2 separate regions of the Homo sapiens genome follow, and region 2 is linked to region 1. The links are chromatin contacts, found by Hi-C or POLR2A ChIA-PET in ENCODE. All regions are on one chromosome and are shown on one strand. The core of a region is the stretch at or near the end of the contact, and the rest is flanking DNA. Distances in the headings are between cores, read along the strand shown.

Region 1 (3,602 bases), core at 1,103-3,602:
ACTTAGAGGGTGAGGTAAAGATGAATACCAGGCAAACATTTCAATTCTTAATAAATCAAACCCCAAAATGAAGTTAGTGGTATCTTAGGAAAATACCATGTTTACTGAAATTGCCAAATATAACTGTCCCATGTTGCCAAAGTCAGCAGTATACATTAATCTAAAGACAGTTGTGTGTAATCTTGGGAAAGGCAAACTAGCTGTGCTACGGGCACTGAATGGACTCTGCTGTGGTTGAAATATTTCAGAGGTGATACAAATTTTTAAAATCTTTTCCTGCAAAAGGTTTTTGGTAACCTGTAACACTTTTTCAACTACCATATTTCTTTATCTCATAAGGCAAAAACACACCGCCTCACGATTCCAGGACATGTAAGCAGTTTAACATCACTCACATTTTCAGGCATATAAATATAAAACTTCCAATAGAGTATTTTAGAACAAAGCTTTCTGCGTGGGTATGCATTTGCAAAATAAAGGTAGAGTTATTCCGACAGATTTAAATGTGCACCCAGTGATCAAATGGAGTTAGAAATTCTGTTTTGACAGTTACTTGTAGAACAGCATTTTCAACAGCGATTAATTCAGAGCTGGGTAGTAATACCATCAAAACTAAGTTCCAACTGTTGAGTAATAATATAGTTGGAAGGAAGTGTAGTCCATAAGCTAATACATGGTACCTTTAGATATGTTATAATACGTCACATTCAAAAGGTTACTCGTCTGGCAGCAAGTCTTACGTTCATAAAAGTGCCAATAAAAATGTTTTGCCATTTCAAAAAGTGATTTTTTATGAAAACAGGTGCTCTCCAAAGATGGCAATCATTTATTAAACTACTACAGTTCAAAAGGAAGATGATATAATAGATCAATACACCAGCTAAGGATCATGCAAGACTGTCCTATGAAAAACAGCATTCTGGATTACATAACACAGATAGTGAGGGATTACACCACATGCCCCTGCTGAGCTAGACTTTTGATCTTCTGTATGATTCTATAACTGAGGCCACTCAAATTTGAAGAGTATAAAATATGAGGGTCTCAGTTCAACCACACATTTCTGAAAACAGCCGTCTTGAAAACAATAAAAGAATAAAGTTAAAATTTTACCTTCCCCCGCAACACACACACAATTTTTCTATTCTGAAAAACACAGTTGTTCAGATACTTTCTTAACCTCCTTGGAGCCTCCCCAGGTAAAGTCACCAGTTGCTTTTCCTGGTCATGTTTACATTATAAATCTGATTTCTCTTTAAGGGGAAATTCAATATCATTTTAAAATGATACATAGCTGCCTATGTTTGAATAACGTTATTTCCAGACAAAAAGAATTATTAAACAGCTATCTCCACATACCTATAACTTAAATATATAGACCACTAAGTATTACGTATATGGAAAAAAAAACACCTTTCCTGAATATTCTGGCCAAAATTAAATTTCAAATACATGTTTTAGAACAATAGCTAGAATCACTACAGAAGTTAAGAGGAAAAAAAGTTGGAAGAGTAGGGTCATCTTTCAGATATATCCATATTTATGGAAACTATAGTGGGCAGTTGTATTTCTCTCTAGGAAAATGCTAGTTTTATGATTCTAGATAAAGTTGCACTTAAACACACTTGGAAATTAGAGAATTCCATATTTCCATACTTCGATTCAGTACCATATACGAAGTCTACACTCAGAAGTATTGTACTATACAGAGTCTAATTGGTTAAAGCAAAAGCAACTTTAAAATTCTGAAAATAAGGATTTCCTTCACTAACAGGCTTTTAGGAGGCCCGAACCCTGCCCCCAATGAGTGCTAAGCCTGTCAGTGTTGTTTTAAGTGGAAACGGTCAATCATTTCTATGATTTCCCCAGAAGAGGCAAGAAGATCCACACGCATACACATTTACATGCGTTGCACGGTGCCAACTATTTCCAACCAAAATAATCATATACACGTCGAGCCGAGCTATTTCTAGCCCAGAAGAGGGTGAACGTCTGGAGAGAGTCTGAGGAAACCCAGCAGGCGATGACTGCAGGGGAAGGGGGATGGCGTCTGGGTCCCCTGCCTCCCGCGCGCACAGGGCGCCTGGCACCCGGCACCTGCACGGGGTCCCCGCTGGGCATCCGGGTGCGCGCGCGCGCGCGTCCGGGACGCACCCGCGGAAAGCAAACAAGCCCTGAGGGCCAAGGCGGGCGGGAGCATCCTCGGGCGGGACCCGAAATGCCTTTTCCTACCTGTCACTTTGCCTGGAGCTGCTGCCGGGGATGCGGCGACGGCCGCTGCCTGGAGACCCAGTGTGTACGCGCGTGTGTGTGCGCGCCCGTGTGTGCGTGTGCGTGTGTGTGTCTGTGTGTGAGAGATCTTGTTGGCGGTGCAGCTCACTTACTGCTCCCGGCGCGGCGCCACCACCCCCTCCTCGCCATAAAGAGCCGCCGCCAAGCCCCCTCCCGGCGCACCCCAGTCCCGCCCTCCCGCCTGCCTCCGCACCCCCTCCCTGGCCTCCCCGCCTCCCCGTCTCCGCGCCGCGCGGTCCTTACCTCAGTTGAGGGCGGGGGTCTCCGCCGTGGCTCCCCAGCGAGCCCACGGGGCAGCGCCGACCCGCCCGCCCACCGCCGGGCCCTGCGCGTCCCCCGCTCCGGGCCCCGCCGCCCCTCAGCGGCCAGCCGCTTCCTCCTCCCCTGCCCCCGAGCCTCCCTCCTCGTTCTCGCCTCCCGGCTCCAGAGCCCGAGCTGTCGCCTCGCAGCCCCAACCTGCCCAGGCTACGGAGCATGCCCAGTGCGGCGCGCCGGGCTGGGCTGGGGGTGGGCAGGGGCCGGGCCGGCCGCCCAGTTGCCGCGAGCCCGCAGGGCGAGGAGTGGGCGCCGACTGGGTCGGGGGCGCAGCCTCGCGAGCCGGGGGCCGAGCAGCCGAGGCAGGTGGTGGGCAGCGCCAAGAGGAGGTGGGTGGGGCATCCGGGGAAGCCGGCCCGCGGCGCGCTCCTCTGGGGTCTCCCTGGCGGCTCCCCGCGGCATGTGCCCCATGCCCAAGGGTCGGGGGCGCACGGGATGGCGCTGGGCGCAGAACCCAGGGAGCGGGGGCAGAAAAGCGGCACCCTCCTCGGATGGGAGACCCGCAGCCCGCCGTGGGCCGTGTGGAGGGGCTCAGGACTGGCCAGAACGGGGCCCCCAAAGCCGTTGGCTGGGTGGGGGACGTGCTTATTTGTTTATATTCGGTTTCATAAACCCATACAGCGCCTACAATGCGTCCTGCAGTGTTCTAAACGCTTTTTATTCATTTAATCCCTAAAACAATCTTCCAAAGAGTACTACTGCCTCTTTTTATTTCGCGGGTCTTACACAGAGCCACAGAGATTAAGTGGTTCCAAAAAGTCTTCCCACAAGTGCAACCTCAGACATGCAAATCCCCCAGACTTTGGTCCCTGGGATGCTGGGGTGCTGCTCCAGCCAGTTCCTGGCTTTTCCCGGCCCTACAACGGCCCCCAGGTGCCTCCGAGTCACACTCACACCCAGGCCCTAATGGTGTTCGGTCTGGCATCACCCTTGTGTGGACCCTCACAACGTGCTGCTCCCGAACTCCGGAGGGCTCCCTCCTCCCCACTCCGCCT
Region 2 (3,602 bases), core at 714-3,213, 770 kb before region 1:
AGACCAACTCATGGTCATTCTGAAGGATCACCCTAGCTAGTGAGCTCCATAAGGGGCTGACAAAGGCTGCAATTGGCTTGCATCACAGCTTAGCTTCTACCTCTGCCTGCTCCTGCTTCCTGTATCCCTCCCACCCACAGATGTTGGTCCTTAGTCAAATACTGCAGGCTAAACCCTCAAGAAATGGCATTACATATAAAGAAAACCCTTAGGAATTCATGCAATGCAGTATTTACAGAAATAGCATTATTATTCATCTATAATTTTTACCTTGCACGCTTCCAAAATAAATTTGAGGCAGCTAACAATCATCATCATATTTAACTAGCAGAAACAAATGTACAAACACAAACTTTATGTATAACAGGAAGGCTATTTTAAGTGATTAAAGTTCAATATTTCAAATAAAAATTTTAACTGATACTAACCAATGACAAATAAACGATATCTCAGTAAAAATATGTTCTGGCTTTTGCATCTATGTGAGCACACATATAAGAAAGTCAAAAGTAGAAAATATTTATGCATATAGTTGTGGGGGTGACGATGGTGGCAGTGGGTAGGTTGTTAGGGCTGTGTGCAGCTTTGAGAAGGAAGAGATGAGTATGATACACAAGGACATGGGACTACTGAGGGAGAAAAGTAATCATCCATTTATCCTGTGGTTTCTGTTTTGATATGGCCAGTACAATATTAAAGGTACTAAGTGAATGGAAAACAAGCAAGGGGAAATGATAACTACTATACTATTAGCTAGAAAACTGTCTAAGGTCATTGAGTATAATAAGGAACGGAGAGATACAAATCCTTATTTTGTAACCTGCTATCTAGTTATGGGATCAGATTCCATATCCACTACTAGCTCATAAGGGTACTCTTGTGGCAGCTGAAGACAGACAAGAGCGTGGCTTCTTCATTTCCAAGGGTGAAAACTCAGGACTACTTCGTGAATGTCTTTCATTCACTAGAGTCTTGATAATGCTGGAGACTTCAAGAGTCTGGGAGGGCAGTAGGCAACTGGGAAGTTTAAGTTGAACCACAAATATCGTTGCAAACTTCAGCCCAAACATCACTGAACACAAAGGCCTGACATCTCTTGGTACAAAAATGCGCTCTATGTTTGTCATAATCTGTCGGCTTTCTTAACTAGGCAAGCCCAAGCTTGCTATTAGATGTACAATAAACACTTTGATGCCCAGTCTGAGTTTTTGTCCCAGCTCAGGAAAGGCAAGGGGACAGCCAAGGCAGACTGGTTCAGACTTGACCGGGGCAGCTCATCCAGCAACTGGCTTACTAGCCAGCTAGCAAAGTGAGCATGAAAAGGTCCAGGAATCCTTCTTCCCCTGGGCCTTAAATTCGAAATCAGACAGCAGCCAAGGAGAAGCTGGGTGGTCACAGCCTAGCCCCACAAACACTCCTTCCAGGTAAGGCTCAGCAACCCCAGGCTGGAGGAGTCTCTGTGGACACCAGAGACCATTGCTAGGCTGGCGGATTGAAGGATGGCCACTGAGAGGTCACAGATAAGGGGTTCTCTAGATGTTTGCTACTCGGAGTGGTGGGAGGGCCAGCAGCAGCAGCATCACCTGCGAGGTTGTTAGGCTTGCAGAATCTCAGGACCCAGCCAATTGAATCTGAATCTGCATTTTAATTCACAGGCACATGAAAGTTTGAGAATCACCGGTCCAGGTGGTGGCAAAGAGGCCAGCCCACTGTTCTGCTTCTCAGCCCCTCCTCCTCCCCACCTCTGCTAGCCTCTTAAGCAAAACTCAATCCTGCAATGGTCCTGAACAACATTTCTGCAAATCCCGAGTGTTGGGGGAGAGGGCGTGCAGGAGCTGCCCCCGCCGGGGACGACTGGGAGTAAACGTGATTGGATTGGTCGCCTGCTCCAGCTCCCGGCTCCTGGCTCCTGCACCCTGAGTGTAGACACGCCCCCCGACCCTCCCCCTCACCTCCACCCCCGGCCGCCGCTACAGCCTGCCTCCCGCCGGCTGCCACGAAAACCCGGAGCAGCTGCGTACGCTCATGGACAGTCCTCCGAGGGGCGAAGCCGGGCAGCTGGGCATGCTCAGTAGCTGGGGGAGGTTTGGGTGGAGAGTAGAAAGCTGTGGCTCTGCCTCTCACCCCCTCCCGCTGGCCCCCGCCCCCCTTGCCCCTACCCAGCCAGTAGTAGTTCCCCAGCGTGCGCCCGGGGAGACCGGGAACATGGCGCTGGGAGCGCTGTAGCAGCTGAGAAGGGGCTGAGGCACCGCCGCTTCGCTGACAGCCGGCCACCAGGTAGGCAGGCGCGCCTGTCGGGACTGCCTGGGTGGGTATCGGCGAGAGGAGAGGCGCCTGCGGGGATGCGCGCCGCTGGTAACCGGAGCATCTCTCTTTGCCGGGAGAGGATGCGAAGAGGACCACTGTGACAGCGCGATCCTGCATCTCCTAGGAGATGCAAAGGCTAGGGACCTGCTGCCTGGAGGGTAGGGATAGGGGACCGCCCACCCTCAACCCATGCGCTACTATCCAGCCTGGGCTCTCTACCAACCAAATAAAGGATGGTTCCATTTTGCTGGGCGGGAGGGCGTGGAGGAGAACCCCGGATTCCAGCCCTGAGAGCGTGCTGGTACCCCGAACTGCTCGCAAGCCCAGCACCAGTTCTTTGTGTGTATACAGCAGCGCACGCCCTGGGGGTGCCACGGCGCTGCTTTTCCCGAGAAGTGTTGGACATATTGCCAGAGCAGGATTCCCGCATGGTTTTTGTCTTTTGGCAGGTGTGGACTGGAGGATGCAATAGCTGAGCCTTTATGAGGCTGTGTTTTCCTTTGTTATTTGTGTGTGTGTGTGTGTGCGCGCGTGTGTGTGTGCGCGCGCGCCTGGTGGGTTGTAATGGAGAGACAGAGAGAGAACTTCTGCTTGTGGGCACCCTTGTGAGCAGGGCGTGGAAGAGGATCTTGGTTCCAAACTCTTGTCAAAATTGTGTGCCATGTCAGCCTCCTAGAGGGTAAACTTGAGAAGTCCAGGGATCATCACTGCTCAGTTTGGAGGATAAGCGCGATCGCCCTTCTTGAAACCATGTGTGTGTATATGGAGCTTTCAACTCGGGCTGAGTTAATTTGTCAACATTAGATATCAATTAAGGGAACCTGAAACGCTGAGGCTATTTATGGTGGTCTTTTTATGGCCAGAATAATAAACAAAAAGAAAAGTTGGCACAAAGCCAGAGGAAAGTGTCATTGTTAATAGTTGATGACAGCTTGAAAGACTGAACACACTTTTAGGAAAATCAGGAAACCTGGCATTCTACGGAGTTCTACCAAGACATAGCCACAGGGTCTTAGGTAACTCACAAAAATCTTCTAGTGCAACCGCTTCTCTTCTGGGGCTTGGAGGCTGTAGACACTCTTTCTCTTACCTGATATAGATGGACAAGATGCTTTTTAGAAGTCCCTCCTACACTAGAATTCTATGAAATTGACACCTTATAATAACAGCTGTGCCACCTTAGATTTGTGTATCTGTTATATTCAACAGCACAACAACTCAATCTTGGGGAGAAAGATAACCAGGTTAGTTAGGGAGAAAGGTAAATTTAAAGCATGGGTTTATTTTTTGCTTTA

The links. Hi-C counts contacts between places; a loop is a spot of excess contacts on that map. ChIA-PET counts read pairs that join two places held with the same protein, here RNA polymerase II (POLR2A). Pooled maps may share reads with other maps.
Region 2: a map of ascending aorta shows a loop between it and region 1 (3-fold over the local background). The contact joins the promoter of PAK5 here to the promoter of PLCB4 in region 1. A Hi-C loop is called at or near these places in 1 of 168 maps with a recorded cell type or tissue (ascending aorta) and 1 of 50 pooled maps. POLR2A ChIA-PET finds 5 or more read pairs at or near these places in 1 of 52 experiments (SK-N-SH).

The regions. Positions count from the first base shown.
Region 1 is chr20:9,067,837-9,071,438 of GRCh38, reverse strand. PLCB4 (phospholipase C beta 4) reads right to left here and starts at 2,352. Exons shown (of 40, transcript NM_001377142.1): 1 at 2,233-2,352.
Region 2 is chr20:9,837,437-9,841,038 of GRCh38, reverse strand. PAK5 (p21 (RAC1) activated kinase 5) reads left to right here and starts at 1,963. Exons shown (of 10, transcript NM_177990.4): 1 at 1,963-2,277.